Linked DNA regions of Homo sapiens: regions 2 and 3 are each linked to region 1. The links are chromatin loops, found by intact Hi-C in ENCODE. Cell type or tissue: Calu3. All regions are shown on one strand.

Region 1 (8,000 bases):
TCCCAGCTACTCAGGAGGCTGAGGCAGGAGAATCACTTGAACCTGAGAGGCAGAGGTGGCAGTGAGCCGAGATCATGCCACTGCACTCCAGGCTGGGCAACAAAGCGAGACTCCGTCTCAAAAAAAAAAAAAAAAAAAAAGAAACCTTCTATATATACATTTGTCGCACTAGTAAAACATATTTGCTAATAAATATTTTGGAGGTATTTTATCTGTATCATATTTTTGCTACTTTAAAATTTCAATAATTGTCTCTATAATCCTGATACTTAAAGAGTAAACAGGTGGAAAAAAATCCAGATCCCATATAACACAGAGATCATTCGGGTGATGCCCATAAGCACACATGATTTTACCTATATATTTCCTATGAATCTTTTACCATATCCCTCAAATATTAGACTTTAAATCACTTGAAGTGGGCTTTTCCCCCCATCTGTATGAATTAGCAGAGTGCCTTGCACATAGCTGGGACTCAATAAGCATAGGTAGACTTAAACTATATGTAGATTGTTAAAACTTTTTTTGTACAGAAATAAATTTTATTAGCTTAAAATCAGATGATTAAGACATCTTAAAAATAGCTTTAAAACAAAAAAGGACTTTCCTTAAGATTCAGAATTAAGTAGTTACATTTACATTCTATTCTAGTAGGAAATTGAAGATATATTTTCCCCTTGAAAAGACATTTTGTTTGCTATTGGACGTCAGCTTCAGCCTATTGTCAGCTTGTTGCTGACCATTATCCCAACGCCTGTTACAACCTGTCTTACATTCTTCTGTATGTGTTAACTAACCAAAACACAATATTATTATGTCCAAAATCAGATTTCACAACATCACTGTCACTAAAAAACATCTCATGACTTCCCACTATTCTCTTCCACAAGGTTTGATCAAAGGACCTTCACAATTTGGCCGTAATCAACCTCTCTCAACAACTCTGCTTTCCTTTTTTTCCACCCTACTCTACTTCTCTCACGCTCCCCCGCTGTCTGAAAATGCCCAGCTCTCCACCATACATCTCCTACTTATCAAAACTATCCATCTAAATGGCCTGTTAAAAAAAGGGACCTCCTACGTGACCCCTTCCCAGTTTCTCCTTCTTCCACTCACCTGACCCAGCATAAAGGAATTGCGAAATAATTGCCTGTAAAAGTTTGTTTGAAAAGACTAAGTGTTGGGAGGTTCTGCTTCTCAGCAGGGTAGATAATCTCCTGTTTTATTAGGTCCTGGGACAGCATCTAATCCGTCATGTTCTTATCTCATATTCTGTATTTACCCACTCCTTTGCATCTGAATCTTATCCAAGTTACTTACAACTAGGTCCTCAGGGTCAGGACTGTTCTCCAAGTCAGTCTATTTGGGTTCCAATGTGAACCCTCATCTAGAGATACTTAGACATGTGTGTTGCCAGATGTCAGTGACTGGGGTTACGGATCAACCATCCAAAGGCTATGGTGAAGTCGTAACTTAAAAGTCCCCTTAACTCAGTCTCTATGCCTGCTTCCTGATCCCAACTTTGGGGCCTCTGACACCAACCTCAAATGACAATACCATCACTCCAACTGCTCAGGCAAAAAATGTTGAAGTCGTCTTATGTTGTTCAACCTATTTCACATCCCATGTTTCACTACCTTCAAAATATACCTAAAAACTAGCCATTGCTGCCACCACCTGACCATCTAAGATACCATCACCCCACACCTGAATTATTTTAGTAATATCTGATATGCTCATTCTTAGTCCCCTACAGTCAATTTTCAATATTACAGCCAGAAGTATACTGTTAAAATATAGCAGGTTTAAAATTGATGTCTCTCTTTTGCTCAAAATTCTCCTGTAGATTCCTGATTTACAGGAATCATAGCCAAGTTCCTTAAAATGGCCAGTGGGGATCCCCAAGATCTAGCCTCCATGTTTCCTCTCTGATGCATCTTCTACTCATCTCCTCTTTGCTGTCGGGTCCAACAACTGGTCTCTGCTCTTCTTCTAAAAAACAAGAAAGCTTCCCCTATGTCTCCTGTGTTCTGCCCACAAATACATGCATGGCTTATTCCTTCTTTTCTCAAATCTTGGCTGAAATGTCACTTTGTTAAGGCCTACTCCGAGCACCCTATTTAAAATTGCAAACTACCTTCCACCACCACTCTCAGCTCCCTTTACTCAACCATATTTGTGTTTTGCTTCTTCCTGCTAGCACTCCTTATTTATTAGTTGATTAACCCCATTTGTAGGTAAACTTCATTCAAGGGTACGCAGGGTTTCTTTGGTACTTTAATCACCTATGTATTCTCAGAACTTAGAATAGTATCTGATACATCATTGGCACTAAAAAAATAACTGCTAAATGAATAAATGGCCTGCAATACCTTTAACCTATAAGGTTGGCCAAAGACTTACTGATTTCCCTCATAGCTGAACCCAGCAGAGGCCAAAGGACAACTTCATTACCTGATTCTCCTTTTCTTCCTGCTTCAAATTTACCTTACCTTTGAACTCAGAAACGCATTTCCTTTCAGTGCCTCCTGGCCTGGTCTACATTCTGGGTACTAGCACCTCATCTACTTATCATTAACTTTTGTCAGTTCCAGGTGAGTGACTTCTGACTTCTAATAACAACCACATGATACTTTTTACCTGACTCATTTAGAAATCAATGCTTCCACATCTACACCCACTGATCTCAATCTTAGACCCTCTCAACCAGGTCTTCAAACACCTCCGATTAGGAATATGTAATCTTTACCACTTTCTAGTTATGAGCATTTTGGTTTCATTCTGCTTCATTACCGCTGACCAACCTACCACGTGAACGCAGTATTTTTCATCAGTAAAATGTGGATAAAAGGACACACTTCACAAGGTTACTATGAAGGTCAACTTAAGATAATGCATGTAAAGTGCTTAGCACAGTGCCTAACATGTAAGTGCTCAATACATGTTACCTGATATTGTTACTAAATTGCATAATATAAATTCATTACTCAAAATCAGATGTGAGTTCCAGTCCTTAGGATAAAAGTCGCCCAACTTTTTACAAGATAATTTGAAGAGTGACTAGTTAAATAAATCAATAATTGATATAAAAATATATGCCACATGATGGATCTGTAGCAACTATAAGACAGCAGGCAGAATCCTTAAAATGCAAAATGTCAGTGTGTCAAAATGTCAGCACTCATCATCTCAAAAAGGCTCCCATGGCAAACCTTCATGACTTTTTACATCTCATTGAGAGGACAGACAAGTAAAGTAATATCCCCTTATTTTCATGAAAGTTAACTTTTGATAAGATGCCTCAATGTGTACCTAAGGTCCTAAGCTTATCACCTCTATAACAAATGCCTAAAGAATGCCTTAAGTCTGGTCAAGTTATCTCTTCTTCCATGTTCCTTTCATTCCCTATTGGACTACCATCTGCCCTTTCTCCTTTGCAGAGTTTTTGCAGTTATTTTTGTGGCTTAGCCCTGAAGGCATCTGAGTGTGTAAAACTGCTAATTTCTACCCCTCTGGAATTTAGGTGTTTAGGCATTAGGAATTCTCAGTATTTTATGACAAGGTTTTATGATGACAATTAGCTTTGCCATTCCAACAAACTACTAAAGGTGTATCATCAGAAAATATTACACATTTCAATAAGTAACTGTTTGGTTTTTATTTTAAACCAGAGACAGGAAAGAATGAGTAAACATAAACAATCACAAAAAATAAACATTCTACTTCAGAGATCCCCAAATATATAGAACTACATTTTGTACCATAGTCAGTAACACTACCTCAAAGCTCAGAGGACTATACACACCATGTGCAGTACCTACAAAAATTGTTTCTCACTGCTTATTTTATATATATATATTTAAAGAGAGAGAGAGAGAATTTAAAAATACTAAAGAGTAATAGCTGACTAAAGGAAATAGTCTCAAAAACATTTCTCCCAATCAAATAAATTATATGCACTCCAGCAGGGTGCGGTGGCTCATGTCTGTAATTCGAGCAATTTGAGAGGCTGAGGCGGGTGGATCACCTGAGGTCAGGAGACCAGCCTGGCCAACATGACGAAACCCTGTCTCTACTGAAAATACAAAAATGAGCCGGGCGTGGTGATGGGTGCCTATAATCCCAGATACTAGGGAGGCTGAGGCAGGAGAATCGCTTGAACCTGGGGGGACAGAGGTTGCAGTGAGCCGAGATTGTGACATTTCACTCCAGCCTGGGCAAAAGAACAAAACTCTGTCTCAAAAAAAAAAAAAACAAAAACATATATATATATATATATATATATATATATATATATATATATGCACTCCTAAATAACTTGCATTTTAAATTATTTCTTTCCAACTATTAATAGAGGTATTGGTTAGTATTAGCAATGCAAAGACTCTGATAAACTTACTGACACCCATAAGTAACTGTATTTTTTCTTTTTAAAGCTAAATTCTTTTCTCAGTTGTCAATTTTTAAATAAAGTCTCTTAAAAATACAAGTCACTGAGGATCCTTAGACTTTACCTGATAATACACTGCAGAGTAAAACATCTGAAATTTCTAAGTTACTGACGACTTTGGTGTGCAACCAAGTTGGAAGTCTCATATAACAATTTCATTTTCATTTTTTCATACTTTTTTAATTTTTTGCTTCAACAAACATAAAATAGATATAGAATGTGTTGTCTCTCTGTATAGCACCACGAGTTTGTTAAAGACAGAGTACTGCCATACAGACACAGCAATTGTTGGCAGGATGAAGTCAGTGCAATTTTAACCAGATCTTTTTCTTTCTCTCTCCTTCCCTCCTCTCCTGTCTCTTTCCCACCTTCTTTTCTCTCCCTTTCTTCCACCTTCCCTCTTCCCCTCCACCTCTTCTTCCCCACCTTCTTTTCTCTCCCTTTCTTCCACCTTCCCTCTTCCCCTCCGTCTCTTCTTCCCTCTCTCTTTCCGTCCTTCTCCTCTCATGCCCTGTCTCTCAAACATACACACTCAAACATAAATATATATTAACATGTAATGCATTTTATTCACAGAAGAAATGTTCAACTTAATGTCCCAGGATAGTAATGTCATTAAATTTGACTAAGCAAAATATTATTTCCAAGAAGAAATCAATTTTGACTCAAATTCAAAGAATGACAAAATTCACGGTGAGAGTTGGGACAGGGATAGGGTAGAGAGGAAATTCTTAATAAAAATTAGGAACATCAGGACAGAGACCATTCTAGTCTAATGAAGGCACAGATAAACATATAAATAACACTTAGCTGGGCAGGACATGGTTGCAAAGGGATGCGGATGAAAGTAACATATCACGACACAATAAAAATCATTTCTATCACGAACTAATTCAACAAGGAATATAACATATCAAAATAATCTTAAGTTGGTAAGCAGTATTAGAGATTTGGATAGGAACACCAGATTTAAAAAATGTGAAAACATTTTTGCTTCATATCTTTTCCTAAATAAATGAAGAAACTTGAGGAGGTACAATGACTTGTTTAATGCCACGCTAGTTAGAGTCCTGGTGACAAAGTCTCTATTCTAGTTCTACTTTTATAATATCAGCTCACTCCCAAGAAGATTCCCCATCACCTGTTCATCTTCCTCTTTGCATCTGTGGGGCCAACTGATGGTTAATATTTCTCTATATTACTAATACCTCCCAAGGCCATAACAGACACACCCAGGAACTCAGTAAGTGACTCAGTAAAGAACCAAGCCCTGAACTCAGGTAATGTGGTATAGAGCGCATCAGGAATTACTCTGTCCTAATTCTCACTAGACTTTTGCTTATGTGTCTTGATCCCATATTTCACAAGAGTAAGATTCACATCTCACAAAAAAAGCTAGCCTAGAATTAGGAAACAGAGATGCAAATAACATTGTGGTTAAACATTCAGATATTCAAGACTCTCAGAAGTTATAACTTTGTAAATACGTACCACTGAGTGGCTAGGAAAAAAAAACTTTAATGAAAGAAGACTTTTTTAAGTAATTAGAGGGGATGTTTTCATAAGAGGAGTTCACAGTAATTAGGAATATGTGCATATATCATCTTGGGAACACTTCTTGACAGACAAATAATTACCTGGGAAAAGTCTGGCTAGACACTATCAGACTTTGCAAAGTAAAGTCTGACCTAAATGTAATTATGTCAATCACAAAGTGAAAAATAGAAAGGGTTTCAAAAAAAGAATCAGTAAATTAAAATATGTCCCTTTAGGGCACAAGTAAGATATTATCTACAATTGAATTTTCCCAAAGGAAAGTTCTCAAACAAAATAAGCAAACATACAAAAGAAAGAAATAAAACAAAACAAATAAACAAAAAATATCTAATCAATTTCTAAGTGATAATTAGCAAAAATAAAATTAATAAGTAAAAAAGTATAGATTTTTGAAATACTATAAAGATCACATTCTGCTTATAAAAGCAAAATGATCAAGAGCTCATTTAACTATATAACTTAAGCTAGAAATGAGAGCATATAAATTACTGAAATTCAAAAACAAACACAAAATGTTTCACCTCTTTCCAGTAAAGACAGTTGAGATTGAGAATCATTTTTAATTCCTTTCATAAGAGACTGGAAGGTTAACTTGGTGCTTATAATCAGACTTCAAATGTTTGGGCCTTTAAGCAGATAACTTTTATATTATTTTCATTAGTTTAAGATTTTTCCATAAAATGGCATTATTTTCACAAGTACCTTATCTCAACTGCAAACACAAAAGTGAAAATGGATTTAAATTCTTATCTGAGATCTTTTCCTGGGTTCTGTTTTGACGGTGTCTAGTCCTACTGGTTTGGCTTCATATCTCTGTAGAGTTTTACAGTGTTTATTACCAAAAGATTCTCCCTGAGATATTTAGAAGCAAAAAAAAAAAAAAACTTTATCCATTAAAATATACATTATCCAAATACTTTATGAAAAAAAAAGATCATCCCTTTACAATGCCATGACAATTCACTGAGTTACCAATAAAGATAAATTACCCTCTGAAAAAAATTCAAAAACAGAAAGCTTATCCTGATGACTATTAGGCTCCCATTGATTCTGAAAGATAATAAGAGCATGACATCTGTTGAGTAAATGATAGTCATGAAAACCACATTTAATCTTTAAAAAGCAATGTGTTCTGGTAAGCTTTTATTTCATATTTGTTCTTTTAAAAATTCTTCACAGGACCATGTCCAGTTATAAGCTAAATAATCTTAATTTTTTAAAAATGGGGTCAATAACTTTTTTCCCCAGATTACTTAATTCTTCAAAAATCTTTAAGTAGATATGGCGACATATAAAGAATCTTCCAAAATAATTGAGAAATACATATTCCATGCAAAGATAACCAATTTGACTTCAATATTTATTGCATCTGGGTAGAAACTAGCACAGTCCCTAACACCTTAAAAAATAACAGCTGGGTGTGGTGATTCATGCCTATAATCCCAGCACTTTGGGAGCCTGAGGCAGGAGGATCACTTGAATCCAGGAGTTTGAGACCAGCCTAGATAACATAGGGAAACCTTGTCTCTGTGTTAAAAACAAAAAATAAAAAAAATAAAATAAATAAAATTAAAAACAAAAACCATGTGCACCAAATCGAAGTCGTCTGTTATAATTTATATTTGGCAGTATACTCAGTTTACAAGATCAAATAATTCTCTTCTTTCAAATTCAACTTAGCTATAGCTATACAAGTAGAAAAAAGATGCAATTGTCTTTCTTATTTGTATGCCACATTGATTTTATGAAAGAGAAGCACACATCACATTACTGTTTTACAGTATGGACTTCAATTTCTTCAGCTCGCTAATTCAAGTGGGAGTCCTCAACGGACAGTGACCGGGTAGAAGATATTACTTTTAGAGGCTCATTAAATACAAAGCTGCCACATTAGAAAGAAAAATACATCAAAAGATCATGACTAATGTTCGGTTCCCAGTGGGTGCTAGCCCAAAAACTTATGATATCTCCTGAATTAACATTTTGTATCACA
Region 2 (8,000 bases), 110 kb before region 1:
AAAATCTGATGGTTTTATATGGGACTTTTCCCCCTTTGCTCGGCACTTCTCCTTCTTGCCATCATGTGAAGAAGGACATGTTTGCCTCCCCTTCTGTCATGACTGTAAATTTCCTGAGGCCTCCCAAGCCATGCGGAACTGTGAGTCAATTAAACCTCTTTCTTTATAAATTAACCAGTCTTGGGCAGTTCTTAACAGAAGCATGACAATGAACTAATACAGAGATCACAGCAGGTGACTTAGTTGTAAGCTGCATACAGTCCTCTTTATTGTTTGATCCTTTTCACAGATTAGGGCCTTCAGCTTCCCCCTAGAAAATAAGGTTGTATATTGTAGTTCTTCTGGAAGCAGCCATTAGATTGCTTTTGATTTTGAAAGTTATTTACATTAAAATATCTTTATATATTCATTTTTTCACTTTATTCTCTAAAGACAATTCTTAAACTTTAGCTCATAAATGTTCAAAGACAATGGGGGTGGCTTATAACACACAAGGTGGGGGTGAGGATGATTGCAAATTTAACAATATAACTTGGGATAGGTTTCACCTAACTGTCAGTGAAACCCTTTATGACCATGTCTACAGTAAGGAAGATATTTACAATATGACTCACAGTATAAGTACTTGGAATTCTCTATATGCAGCATTCTAGCAAACTATTTAACTTATCTTTGCTTCACTTCTTTATCACAAAAAAGTACTAATAACACCTACCTTATGAGATTGTTGTAAAAATTAAACTACTTGAAGAATCTTATAACAATCTAGCAAGTATTAAGCAATTTTAACTCATTAAATTAATAGATAGGTGGATAGATAGATCGACAGATAGATAGAAAGAACACCAAATAGGCATGAAGCACATTTTAGGCACTTGGGTTACAACAATTAACCAAATGGAAAAGCAAAACAAAACAAAACAAAACATTCCAGAATTTGTGTGGCTTATGTTTTAATGCCATCTCATTTAAACTCTAAGAAGTAGGTCTCATTATCCTCATTTTACAGACGAAGGAACTCAGCTCTGAGCTATGATTTGATTTATCCAAGTAGCTAATCACATAAACAATGATAAGTAGAGCCAATATTACACACAAATTAGCTCTAAGAACACTGGCTACAAACTACCATGCTATATGTACAGTAAACATTTCTTGAACTTCTCCTATGCACCAGGCAAAAAGTGAGCCACACACTACCCACAGCCACTGAGAGGCAAAGCACTTTAATGCTTTGATGTGATATTTCCAGAGACCTTGATCTAACCACTCCCTTACACACCCTGTGCCATGTAAACACACCCTCACATCTCTATGCTCCCCACTCCTGAATTCATCTCTGGATAAACATATTTGTGGCAGCAATAAATCAATTAAGAGTTAAATCACTTCTATTTGAAATCATTTGAATGAATAAGAAATAATTTGGATGGCAAGTTTACAAAGAATACATGCCTCATTCACTGAAATTCAAGGACAGAATCAATATTCCTGGAGGAATAGAGTTCTTTCACTGTGGTATTGAGTCTAAATATAACTCTCTGGCTTTAATGATTTGCTTCTACACAGGAAAAGAGTACATGCCAGTGATTTAATGAGGGAATGGATTTTCTTTCTAGTTTCACTATTTTACTACCACCTAAATACCTCTGAGTGTACATTACTGTTCTCATTTGTATATGATTCTATATAGCATATGAAAAGATTTTTTGTGAGAATCTTTAATTTTAAGAAAAAATAGTAAATGTGAGTCATTTATCTAGATTATTTAGAAAATACAGTACCTATTTAATTGTTCTGAAACATTGGTAGAATGTTCATTCCTCATAGAAACCATGAGCAAAACAATGTTTTAAGATATAAGTGTAATAAAAATGATACTTACATAATCATGAGCATATGATATGGTTTGTATATTTGTCTCCTCCATCTTATGTTAAAATGTAATCCCCAATGTTGGAGGTGGAGTCTGGTAGGAGGTGTTTAGGCTATGGGGGCAGATCCCTCATAAATGGCTTGGTGCTCTCCTCGGAGTAATGACTGAGTTCTCGCTCCAAGTGCACACGAGATCTGGTTGTTTAAAAGAGTGTGGCACCTCCTCCCTTGCTTTCTCTTGCTCCATCTCTCTCCATGTAATACATCAGCTCCCACCTTGGCTTTCCACCATGATTGTAAGCTTCCTGAGGGCCTCACTAGAAGCTGAACTGCTGTTGGCGCCATGTTTTTACAACCTGCAGAATCGTAAGCCAAAATACAATTCCTTTCTTTGTAAATTACCCAACCTTGGATATTTCTTTATAGCAATGCAAAAATTGACCAACACAACTTAATTGAATCATTCTTTGATAGTTTAAAAGAAAATTTAGAATGTTTCAAGTCATCATTCTAACATATTATTTAAAAAAATAGACTTTAATTTTTTTAACTTTTATTTTAGGTTCGGGGATACATGTGAACGTTTGTTACACAGGTAAACGTGTGTCATGAGGGTTTGTTGCACATGTTATTTCATCACACAGATATTAAGCCCAGTACCCAATAGTTATCTTTTCTAATCCTCTCCCTTATCCTTCCTCCCCATCAAGTAGACCCCAGTGTCTGTTGTTTCCTTCTTTGTATTTGTAAGTTCTCATCATTTAGTTCCCATTTATAAGTGAGAACATGCAGTATTTGGTTTTCTGTTCCTGCATTAGTTTGCTAAGTATAATAGCCTCCACTCCATCCATGTTCCCACAAAAGTCATGATCTATCTCATTCTTTTTTGTGGCTGCATAGTATTCCATGGTGTACACGATCACATTTTCTTTATCCAATCTCTCATTGATGGACATTTCTCCATGTCTTTGCAATTGTGAATAGTGCTGCAATGGAGATTTGCATGAATGTGTCTTTATGGTAGAATGATTTATATTCCTCTGGGTATATACCCAGTAATGGGATTGTGGAGTTGAACAGTAGGTCTGCTTTTAGCTCTTTGAAAAATCTCCATACTGCTTTCCACAATTGTTGAACTAATTTACACTCCTGCCAACAGTGTGTAAGTGTTCCCTTTTCTCTGCAGCCTCGCCAGCATCTGTTGTTTTCTGACTTTTTGATAATAGCCATTCTGACTGGTGTGAAATGTTATCCCATTGTGGTTTTGATTTGCGTTTCTCTAATGATCAGTGATATTGAGCTTTTTTTAATATTCTTGTTGCCCGCATGTATATCTCTTTCTGAGAAGTTTCTGGTCATGTCCTTTGCCCACTTTTTAATGGGGTTGTTTTTCTGTTATAAATTTGTTTAAATTCCTTGTAGATGCTGGATATTAGACCTTTGTCAGATGCATAGTTTGCAAATATTTTATCCCATTCTGTAGGTTGTCCATTTACTCTGTTGATACTTTCTTTTGCTGTGCAGAGCTCTTAAGCTTAATTAGATAGCACTTGTCAATTTTTATTGAGATTTGTTTGCTAGTTTTTGTCATGAAATCTTTGCCTGTTCCTATGTCCAGGATGGTATTGCCTAGGTTATCTTCCAGAGTTTTTATAGCTCTGGGTTTTACATTTAAGTCTTCAACCCATCTTGACTTATTTTTGTATATGGTGAAAGGTAGGGCTCCAACTTCAATCTGCCTATGGCTAGGCAGTTATGCCAGCACCATTTATTGGATAGGGAATCTTTTCCCCATTGCTTGTTTTTGTCAGCTTTGTCAAAGATCAGATGGTCATAGCTATGCAGCCTCATTTCTGGGCTTTCTATTTTGTTTCACTGGTATGGGCCTGTTTTCGTATGAGTACCATGCTATTTTGGTTAGTGTAGCTTTGTAGTATAGTTTGAAGTCAGGTAGCATGATGCCTCCAGGTTTATTCTTTTCGCTTAGGATTGCCTTGGGTATTCGGGCTCTTTTTTTGGTTCCATGTGAATTATAAAATAGTTTTTTCTAGTTCTGTGATGAATGTCTTTGGTAGTTTGATAGGAATAGCATTGAATCTATAAATTGCTTTGGGCAGTATAGCCATTTTAATGATACTGATTCTGCCTATCTGTGATCATGGGATGTTTTTCCATTTGTTTGTGTTTTCTCTGATTTCCTTGAGCAGTGTTTTGTAATTATCATTGTGAAGAACTCTCACCTCCCTGATTAGCTATATTCCTAGGTATTTAATTTTGTATATGTGGCAATTGTGAATGGTATTGCCTGTCTGATTTGGCTATTGTTGGTATATAAGAATGTTAGTGATTTTTGTATGTTGATTTTGTATCCTACAACTTTGCTGAAGTTGTTTATCAGCTAGAGGAGTTTAGGGCCTGTGACTATGGGGTTTTCTAGATATGGAATCATGTTGTCTACAAACAGAGATAGTTTGACTTCCTGTCTTCCTACTTGGATGTCCTTTATTTCTTCCTCTTGCCTGATTGCTATGGCTACGACACCCAATACTATGTTAAATAGAAGTGTTGAGAGAGGGCATCTTGCCTTGTGCCAGTTTTGAAGGGGAATGTTTGCGGCTTTTGCCCATTCAGTATAATGTTGGCTGTGGGTTTGTCATAGATGACTATTATTATTTTGAAGTATGTTTCTTCAATACCTAGTTCATTGAAAGTTTTTAACATGAAGGAATGTTGAATTTTATCAAAAGTCTTTTCTACATCTACTGAGATAATCATGTGGTTTTGTCTTTAGTTCTGTTTAAGTGATGAATCACGTTTATTGATTTGCATATGTTGAACCAATCTTGCATCCTCAGGATGAAGCCTACTTAATCACGGTAGATTAGCTTTTTGTTGTGCTTCTGGATTTGATTTACTAGTATTTTTTGAGGATTTTTGCATTGATGTTTATCAAGGATATTGACCTCAAGTTTTCTTTTTTGAGCAGTGTATAATGACATGTATCCACTATCACAGTATTATACAGAATAGTTTCACTGCCCTAAAAATCTTCTGTGCTCCATCTGTGTATCCTTAACCTCCTCTCCCCTGAGCTTTGGGCAACCACAGATCTTTTTATTTTGACCATGGCTTCAGCTATTTCAGAACATTATATTGTTGGAAGCATACAGTCTGTAGCCTTTCCAGATTGGCTTCTTTCACTTAGCAATGTGCATTTAAGGCTCCTCCATGTTGTTCTGTGGCTTAATACCTCATATCTTTTTATCTCTAAGTAGTTTCCATTGTATGGATGTACTTCTACTTCTGTTTGGTTATCCGTTCACCTACGAAGGGCATCTTGCTTCCTTTCAAGTTTTGGCAATCATGAATAAAGCTGCTATAAAAATTTCTAATGCCATAAGCCATCATTCTAATATTTTTTTCATTCTATAGTCCTCCAGATTTAAAAATAGGAAACCTAACAGATCTCCATGAATAAATTCCAGAAGCTGGTTAAAGAACAAATTCCTGATTCTAACCCATTTACAAACATTTTATGTATCCATAGATTAAGGAAAAGTGTTTGTAAAAGCATGCTGTAACTTTAAGTTTTAGATAAATAGGTGCTTGATGTATAATTATATGTTATTTAAAGGCTAAAAATAATCAAAATTCAAATTATAATAAATGAAGTCCATTTTCTTTAATTTTGGAAATGACTGAAAACACAATTTACTCTCTAAATTACATTACAGTATATAGCATGTAGTTTTTTTCTTTTCTAAAGGACTTAAAAAATTTTTGCTATAGCATACAATATTATGTTAATTTTCTTTTGTAAAACAATTATGGTTGGCAGAATCAGCAGCATAAGGCAAATAATCAGATCACCAATAATATTTATAAGTATCTACAGTTAACACTTACTTACATGATGTTTACTGAACGATTCTCCCAGGGGCCTGAAAGCTTAAGGGAATTAATAACTCCCCCCTCCTCAGGCCCAGTCCCAAGGCACTTGCGTCAGCAAGACAGCAGAAGTAGGAAGAGAGCTGGCTGGAAGAAACGGTACCCGCTGAAGACCAAAAGAGAGGCCGTCCGGGTACAGCGGTACAGCGTAGCAGTTACGTCAGACTGAGACACTTCCTGTTTATAGGAGACTATAAAACCCCTGCCTCGTCCTAATTTGTTGCTGACGCCATTTTAGGCCTCAGCCCATCTGCACCCAGGCGCTCATTAAAAACAGTGTGTTGCTCCACACCACCTTGTGTTGTTTGTTGGCATGCTCTTGGGGTTCGAACCGATACAAGAGCCTTGCATTTACTATGTGCAGGCACTGTTTTAAGTGCTTTTATATACATTAATAAATTTTTTCCTTATAATAAATGAGTGTGTCAATACTATTAATAACTCCATTTCACAAATAAAGTGTTGTGGTCACCCTGAAGAGGCAGAATGGGCTCTCCCCACTCAAAAGTTGGTTGAGTTGTTGAGAATGATGACACTACACATGCACAGAGGGTATGAACATATTTGTTACCCACATAATGAGGTTTTCTGAGGAGAGGGGAGGCTCCCAAGCAGTCCCGAAATGGATTGAGAGTAGGGAAGGAGACGGGCTTGGCTTTTAGGGTTTTTGTATGGTTTAAACTTTTTACCAGAGCCACAGGAGGGAACACTCAGGCTCTCTTATCACATTCTCTAGAAAGGAAGCAGAGGGTCCATAAGGAGTGGCAGGGCATGAAAGCTGATAGCAATCAACAGAAATGGAGTCAGATTCTTTGTTTAAAAAACAAAAACAAAGGCTCAGTGTGGATAGTTTACCCTAATCACAGAGCTTTTAAATTGCAGATCTCAATTACAGTTCAGTCAGTTGGTTCCAGTATCCATGCTCTTAACCTAGATACAACATTTCTAATTATAAAAGCATCACTTGCTTGCTGTAGAAAATATGGAATTTATAAATAAGCTGTGAAGAATAAACAAAAATCACTCTTAATTATACAACTCAGGGGAAGGCCATTGGTTGTATTTAGTTTAGTTCTACATTGTCCTTTAACTGTTACACTGTTTTAATATTATGTAAGGTGTTTTGGATTTTTCTAAATTAAATATTATATATAAAACATTTTTTCAATAAATTAAATATTCCTCAAAGTGGTAGATAGAACTCTAAGATGCCCCTGAGAATCCAACTCTTGGTGTTACACCCTGCATTATCCTCTCCCCTGTGATTTGATTCTAATGAATAGAACCTGGCAGAGGTGATGGGGTATTAGTACCATAATTACCCTACTTTATATAACAGGTGCAAATATTTTACAGCTATAACTAAGGTCCCTTGAGTTCATCAAAAGGGATATTATCCTGGATAGGTATAATGTAATCAAGATAGTTCTTGAAAAAAAAAAAAATGCTTGGCCATCCCCAAAGAGAAACATTCTTCTGCAGGTCTTGAAAAAGTAAGCTGCCATGTGGAGAGAGGGACTAGGAGAGGCCATAAGGCCAGGAACTGCAAGTGGCCTCTAGGAGCAGAAAGCAAATCCTGGCTGACAGTCTTATAATCACATAAAATCATAGAAAAGAGGGACTTCACTCCTATAATCACACATACACACAAATGGAATTCTGCTGGCAACCACATGAGCTTGGAAGAGAACCCTGAGAATGGAATGCAGCCCAGCCAACACCTGGATTGCAGCCTCGCGATACCCTGAGAAGAGGACTCAGTAAGCCACCCTTGGACTCCTAACCCATGGAAATCATGAGATAATTAATAAATGGTTTAAGCTGCTATCTGTAGTAACTTTTTATGCAGCAACAGAAATCACGTAAATATGTGTTTTCAAATCATGGTGCAAATAACAATTAGATGACTCAGACTTAAATTATTTAAGTATTTTTAACATAAACACCAACCTAAATCCATGATTCTTTCCTTGGTATAAATTTAAGGAAATAGATATAGAGAAGAGAGTGCACATATGTTATTTTTTGCATTTTCAAATTCATGGCACTTTGTTTTAGTAATAGCAACTCAATTGTCTGATGCTTGCAGTCTTGATGAGACGTCAGCCTTGGTACGCAGCCTTTGCCTGACCTGAGGAGAGTCATGGACCTAACAAGACCCATCAGACTCTCTTCCT
Region 3 (8,000 bases), 900 kb after region 1:
CACAAAGCCATGAAAGTACTAATGTCAATCATAGGTATTATCTTTATATTTCTCAATAGAAGTGTGTCATAACATTGTAGCCATGTAAAGCTAACTGGGAATTGAGCTTTTCTTCAATCCAAAGACTGGGAAATTAAACTTGATCTTCAAAATGGCAGTTAAGGGCATAAGAAGCTAACATGACAACCACGTCCTTGTCAAAAAGTGCATACCTTTATATTGACCTCATCTGACAAATGTCAGGAATTGCAGACAGAAAAGATGGTACAACACTGGCTTAAATATAGCATCAAGGAGCCATCTATGCCTGTATATGTGTAACTTACTGTGATTACGTGATTCACTTTCCAGAATGAGGCACACTTCAAAGTTGACTCATCGGCAAAATCAGGTGAGCCAGGTTCTAAGACAGTGCTTTCCTAGGAAGCAAAAATTAATTTATCAAGCTCCTCTTATTTTATTATGTCTGGCCTTGAATTTTAAATAAATAGAAATGATCTACATGGTCTTCCATTCACCTCATTCTGACAGAATCCAACCCCCAAAGCTATGGAGATGTTGACTTCCTCCTGATTCAATGAATAAAATTGGGATGACAGAATCCCTTGGGCATGACTTTCTCTGTAAGTGCTGCTAAAGAGGGCGGTAAATTCCACTCCTCAGCTACTGCCAAGGACCAAAGCAAACAGCAAATGCACTCCAGAGGTCAATTGCAAGAGGTTTTCAAAATTGTTCCTTTATTAATACACAACTGATTGATCAAGGACATGGACAATAAGTTATTGCTACTTATCAACCTAATGGCCTAACACTCTTACTTACCCTGGTTTGTGGTTGGCAGAAAAGTAGATCCTTTATTGGCCTCAGTGAGTCCTCAGCTTGCTTTCTTCCCTACATTCTGCCCCTCACTTTGATAAACCATGTCTACTCATTGCTTTGGTAATCATTATGATACTCATGTAACCAGTTTTTGTTTATCTGGCTTTCCTTAATGTTCTTTTTTTTATGGATGAATTGATTGATTTGTTGATTTTAATGGGGAGACTTAGTGTTATGCTTGTATCTAGATGAATTCAGACTAATGAGTAAGGTGGTCACATGAGTATCATAATGATTACCAAGGTCAATAGCTTGCAATCCAGCATCCTTATCGATACCACACTGTACATGTCTTACAAAACGGATTTAAAATATCATACAGATGTAATTACCAGGAGTTACTATAGATCAGTGGTCCCCAACCTTTTTGCCACCAGGAACCAGTTTCATGGAAGACCATTTTTCCATTGACCAGGGGTGGCGGTTGGGAGTTGGTTTCAGGAATAAACTTCCACCTCAGACCATCAGGCATTAGGACATTAGATTCTCATAAGGACCATGCAAACTAGATCCCTCGCATGCGCATTTCACAATAGGGTTTGGGCTTCTGTGAGAGTCTAATGCCACAGCTGATTTGACAGAAGGCGGAGCTCAGGTGGTAACGCTTGCTCACCTGCCGCTCACCTCCTGCTGTGCAGCCTGGTTCCTAATAGGCCACAGACCAGTACCAGTCCAAGGCCCAGGGGCTGGGGACCCCTGCTCTAGATGATGCCTGCTGGAGTCTCTACCTATCCCATAATCCTTATTCCCTGAAATCTGGGTTTCATGTTTATACTCTTGTCATCCAGACTCTGCCTCCACCACAGCTGACTGGACAAGCAGGGATCACCTGACCAGGGGATGGCCTGACCCGGGGGAATCATCTGGCCAGTGAAGATCACCTAACTAACAAGGATCACCTGTTCTCTGAAATCCAAAAGTTACAAGCATATGAAAAAATGCCTAACAACCCTAATCATCAGATAAATGCAAATTAAAACCACAATGACATATTACCTTACACCAGTCAGAATAGCCAGTACTAAAAAGTAAATGGATGTTGATGAGGATAGGGATAAAAAAGAATGTTTATACACTGTTGGCAGGAATGTAAATTAGTACAACCTCTATGGAAAACAGTATGGAGCTTTCTCAAAGCGCTAAAAATAGAACTACCATTCAACCCAGCAATCCCACTACTGGGATTTACTGATATCTACCCAAAATAAAGAAATCATATAAAAAAGACACCTGCACTCATAGTTTAATCACAGCACTATTCACAATAGCAAAGTTATGGAATCAACCTAAGTATCCATCAATGGATGAATGGATAAAGAAAACATGGTATATATACAGCATGGAATACTAGGCAGCCATAAAAAAGAATGAAATCATGTCTTTTGCAAAAACATGGAGAAACTGGAGGCTATTATCTTAAGTAAAACAACTCAGAAACAGAAAGTCAAATACAGCGTGTTCTCACTTATAAGTGGAAGCTAAATAATGTGTACACAGGAACATAGAGTGTGGAGTAATAGACGTTAAAGACTCAAAAGGGTGGGTTGGTGGGAGGGGGTAAGGAATGAGAAATTACTTAGTGGATATAATGCATGTTATTCAGGTGATATTTATACTAAAAGCCCAAACTTCACCACTATGCAATACATCCATGTAATAAAACTGCATTTGTACTTCTTAAAATGTATGCAAATAAAAAACCAAAAAAAATAAATCAAGAAAAAAACTTTATACAGAGATAGTTCTGTAAAATCAGGGAAAACTGCAATTGTATTCCTCTGATAAAGTCAGAACGTTTTCCTCTTTGTTTGGAGATTTTTATGGTTTTAAAAAATTCAATTCCAAATAAATACATAAATAAATTAATAAAACAAAAGGAAAATTAGCAGTCAAAGAAAAATTCAATTCTACATATTTATTTGATATGGGCACCATTGGCATTCATACCCATTCTTTTGTTTGTTTGCCTTGGTTGTTAATGCTTTTTAAAGTTAACATTTTTGATTTTTAAACAAAAAAATATATAACAGAAAAAAATTTAGACTTGGTCTGCTATTTTATTCCATTTATGATTCTGATATATTACACCAAATCTGGTTTAAAACTGAAAAATATAAATATCCCCAAGCAAAAAAAGTCTTAACTTTTTCTAGTTTCAGTGCTTTAAATGGTTTGATATGTAACTGTGATCCATATTTGAATACGTACATGTAGTAAAAAAAGTTTTGTTTTATATTTTTTGTTGTTACCTTTATCTTTATAAAGATGAAAAAAAATTAAATTATATAACAATTGTAAAATAAACCAGTGTTCTCAAAGGGCAGATGCACACACCTCAGGGATATGCAACCCCCAAAAAAGATTCACTGTAGTGCAGGAAAGAAATATTAAAACTTCAGTCTATCATAGCCTTTTATATTTCAATTTTTCTATAGGTGTGTCTTATAATTGCCACAATATATTAGTGCAATATTAGGTATATAATTTATTTTTAATTGGACATATACATATTGGGTTTGCAAGCCTAAAAATGATCACAGTGCCCTTTTGAAAAGTTTAGGAACCACTGATAGTCAAGACAGAGAGCCACTTTTTCTTGCCAGCCTTTTTCAATCCTAGAACACAGCACCATCTGGTGGTATCCTGAGATAATGCATGCATGATATTTGAGTAGTTTTTATAAGAAAAATATTGTTGTCATTCAGATAACAAGACAAATCAATAATAACCATTCTAAATTAGTAATACACCATTTTAACTAAATCATGGGCAACTGTGAAAATAGTATTTCTATTGTTTCCTACTACTGCTTCTAGGTTCTTAGGCCAACTTCTCTCTCCTCCTGACTTGCCTTCCTATACAATTTATCTAGGAAAATCTTATTCTGCCTTTAAAACTTATCTCATAGTCCACCTCTTTGCCTCCTTTCCTGAGCACACCAGCTCATTAGCTGCACCCTTCTCCATACTTCATAGGTACCCCCCTTAAACCACTTGTCCCATTGACTTACAATGATGTGACATGTCATTCTTTCTATTAAATTCTAAAGAAGCACTGTCTAGTAAGAAGATAATTGACCCACAAATGCAAGTCACACACATAACTTTCAATTTTCTAGTAGCCACACTTAAAGAAACAGATAAGATTTATCTTAATATATTGTATATAATCTTAATTTTATATTGTATATTATCTTAATATATTGTATATAGTATACATACATACATATGTAAGACTTATCTTAATATATTGTATATAATCTAATATATCTAAAACATCATTTTAATATATAATGTATAAAACATTAATAATGAAATAGTTTACTTTTTTGTATGAGGACTTCACAATTCAAAGTGGGTTCTATATCTATAGCACATCTTAACTGGGACTTGCCGTATTTCCAGTGCACAATGGCTATGTGTGTCTAGTGGTCGCTGAATTGGACAGTGCAGTTCTAAAGGCAAGGCTAGTATCTTCTTGCACTTAGTGAATGTTCAATAAATGCTTAAAAAATAACTTTAAGTTCACAATTCCACTAGTTGTTCCTGGGAAAATCTATCCTCTCTCTATCATGCATTAGGTCTCTACAAATAAATACCATAAAGAAGCTACAAGCAGCCAGGCATGGTGGCTCACACCTGTAATCCCAGATACTCAGGAGGCTGAGGCATGAGAATCGTTTGAACCTGGAGGCAGAGGTTGCAGTGAACCAAGATGGCCCCACTGCTCTCCAGCCTGGGTGACAGAGCAAGACTCTGTATCAAAAAAAAATAAAAGAAAAGAAGAAGAATCTACAATCAAGTCAAGTCTCTCCTTAAGAGGAAAATAAGAATCTATGGTAAATCATATAAATTACCTAGTTTTGTTTCAACAATTCCTTTTAGAGGTAAGTTTTATGCTCATGTATTTCAATGTATTTAAATAATAGTCTTAAAATCAGCAATTGTCAGACTCTTAATTATGCAACTGGACATCTCCTTGTAATACTTGACACCTTTTGAATCACTTTTTAAACATCCTGCCCTACCAGCACAGTGAGCAAAGACTATTCTGTTTTGCTCATTGTTCACATTTTGCGCCTATCTCCATGGCTGGCATTTAGTAAGTAATGCATAGTAAGGATTCTAAGAATATATTTGTTCATTTGAACAATTTGAGGGCTCAGATCAATATATGCTCAATTTTATGTATTTTTTCCACTCATTCCAAAAACATGGAGTTCAGAACTACATGCTGAGTATTTGAGGCAGAGAGGGTTATGAAATGTGGCTCCTGGGTTCCAACAGCCCCAGTCTAATACACAAGATTCAAAGTTTAATACTAGCTCAAGACTCTCCTTCGCCGAGAAGCTCTTCCCAGACCACCCCTACATCCTGTGTCCATGAAGAAAACTGGGCCTTACATATGCTGCCAGCATTTCTGTCTACCACACCCAGGGAAGCAGGTAGGCCAGGTGTTTTTCCCCTTCTTATAGACTTCAACAGGTTAAATAACTCAGGGTCAGCATCTTAATAAATAACTAAACCAGTAAGAGAAGAAAAAACTTCTGATTCTTAGAGCATATTTTCACTATTGTGGTTTTATGCCCAAAGTTTGAGGATACATTTTCCAGGTCAGTTAATCTTTAGTATATTATTGTCTATTTATAATTAACTTCTGCTTTTTTTTTTTACTTTGTATCTTTTTTTTTTTTTTTTTAATTGAGACGGAGTCACCCTGTTGCCCAGGCTGGAGTGTAATGGCACAATCTCAGCTCAGTGCAACCTCCACCTCCCAGGTTCAAGTGATCCTCCTGCCTCAGCCCCGCTACTAGCTGGGATTACAGGCACGCGCCACCATGCCCAGCTAATTTTTGTATTTTTAGTAAAGACAGGGTTTCGCCATGTTGCCAGGCTGGTGACCTGACCTCGTGATCCGCCCGCCTCGGCCTCCCAAAGTGCTGGGATTACAGGTGTGAGCCACCGTGCCTGGCGTTTACTTTGTATCTTTTATGGTTAGTACATGGGGTTAAAAGTAAGGCCATCCTCCTTTAGAACTCTGAGTATTAAATCTATGACATCAACACAGAATAAGTAAGATTGGTGATTGGCAGAAATCATCTGGACACAATGGTCAGGGCCCACATGTGTCGATGTGCAGGCTGGGCACTGGGCAACCTTACACAGTCCCAGTCAGGTGCACAACCTACAGACCACAACTGGCAGCCTTGGGAGTGATTTTCTCTCAGGTCAGGGAAGGAAGACAAACCCTGGAAATCAAATCTAGGCTCTACCGAGTATAAACAAAGGCTGAATATTATCAAGAGTGCTGAGATGTCTGAAAGAAGAATGTGTGGCTGAAGGAGATGGGCCTCAGCTCCAATCCTGCCTTCATGACTAGAAGGTAAATGCCTTTTTTACCAAGCAAGACCAGGCTCACATTCTTTTGATCCCCTATATTTTGCCCAATAGGCTCTGCAGTTCATGACCTGCAATCAATGTTCAATGATTTATTTTCTCTACTGGTGCTTTGCAAGAGGCAAATTTTATTTGGGCTAATAATAATCACAAAATAAATACAAGAATCCCCTTTCACTTATAAAGTACTAGAAAAATACCAGAAAACTGCTATTAAAACACCCAGCTGGCATGGGGTTGGAGCTCCATGTCCACATTTTAAACGTGAATGGCTCTTAAGAAAGACAGTTTTACCCAGTATGCATGGTCTGATAAGTAATTTAAAGTAATCTGAAACGCTTCTGAGGAAAGTTCCTTCTAAAGAGAGAAAAAAAACAAAAGTTACAAGTTATGACACAGCTTTAAGTAACCATGTAATACATACAATTCAGAGTGTTAAAAGACATATCTTGTCCACCATACCTCTGGCTGTTTGCCTCTTCGTGGTATGGCAGGCATTTTTGTTGAATTTTCCTTGAACAGCCTGTCAGTGAGAACCCACTGAGAATACAGGAAAATTTTATCAAACATTTCCTCCAACTCATACTTGGCTTCAGAAGGAAAGAAAAAAAAACACAACAAAAAAAAAAAAACACAGGGGGAAAGAGTAATTGCATTTTCAATCATGGTTATTCAGCTGCAACTTCTAGAGTCAAGGCTAGTTAATTCTTATTTGCCGACATACAGGTCTTAACCAAGTTCACATTTCACCCACTACAAAAAAAAAAAAAAAAAGGCAAGAACTGTGTGGGCTCATTAAGCCCTCATTACTTTTCAGACATGACACAGTGTAATTTGTGAAATGATCTAACTTCACTGAACCCAAGAGGTGAGGCCAGGACATTGGCTCACCACTTGATTTTTACCTTTCTCTTCATCATGACTTAGTCAAATCTGATTCTGAGACTATCTTTTCAAATCATAAAAATTAGCTATATTGGCCAGGCGCGGTGGCTCATGCCTGTAATCCCAGAACTTTGGGAGGCCAAGGCGGGCAGATCACAAGGTCAGGAGATCAAGCCCATGCTGGTTAACTCAGTGAAACCCCGTCTCTACTAAAAATACAAAAAAATAGCCAGGCTTGGTGGCGGGCACCTGTAGTCCCAGCTACTGAGGAGGCTGAGGCAGGAGAAGGGTGTGAACCTGGGAGGTGGAGCTTGCAGTGAGCTGAGATCGTGCCACTGCACTCCAGCCTGGGTGGCAAAGTGAGACTCCATCTCAAAAAAAAAAAAAAAGTTAGCTATATCATCTCAGGAAAGAAAAAAAAAGGTTCCATAATCCATTCAAATCAAACACACATTCAGTGCTTATTTAAGCACATAGCTCTTTGCTTAGCCTTTTAGAGAATGCATATAAGATATAGTTCCTGCCTTCAAGGGGCATTCATTTTCTTTAGGAAGGCAACACACATAAAAATGGGCACGCACAAACAGAGAGTGAAATAACAATCGAAGGCAGTGTAGACTGAGAGGCAGTATGGGTGGAAAAGAGGGCAGATTCTGAACCAGATTGTTTTGATTCAAATCCTAGTTCTACCATCCTATGACCTTGAGTCAGTTACTTAACCTGTCTGTACCTCTGTTCTCAACTGCAAAATGGATATAATAATTATACTTACTTCATCTGATTGACTGAGATTAAATGAACTAAGAGAGACTTAGAACAATGCCTGGCACATAGTAGTTA

What was found. Peaks named below come from ENCODE experiments on the same cell type or tissue, not always from the same donor. Only the 100,000 strongest peaks of a DNase experiment are listed, where the experiment ranks them.
Region 2: a loop joins it to region 1, with 1.9 times the contacts of the local background. A loop is called at or near these places in 3 of 110 quality-filtered maps.
Region 3: it touches region 1 in a loop (5-fold over the local background); 4 of 110 quality-filtered maps call a loop at or near these places.

Annotation. Positions count from the first base shown.
Region 1 is chr6:54,872,582-54,880,581 of GRCh38, reverse strand. The region is part of intron 2 of FAM83B (family with sequence similarity 83 member B); the gene reads right to left. Among named protein-coding and RNA genes, the nearest start is that of FAM83B, 30 kb to the right of the region's middle. In Calu3, no CTCF peak of the experiment used is centred here; DNase peaks (open chromatin) are centred at 1,641 and 4,011.
Region 2 is chr6:54,981,368-54,989,367 of GRCh38, reverse strand. No RefSeq gene overlaps it. Among named protein-coding and RNA genes, the nearest start is that of FAM83B, 140 kb to the right of the region's middle. In Calu3, no CTCF peak of the experiment used is centred here; no DNase peak of the experiment used is centred here.
Region 3 is chr6:53,975,177-53,983,176 of GRCh38, reverse strand. LOC101927189 (a long non-coding RNA gene) reads right to left here. Exons shown (of 4, transcript NR_125842.1): 2 at 327-419. Among named protein-coding and RNA genes, the nearest start is that of MLIP-IT1, 20 kb to the left of the region's middle. RefSeq lists a silencer at 5,773-5,977. In Calu3, a CTCF peak has its summit at 3,518 (motif pointing left); a DNase peak (open chromatin) is centred at 3,496.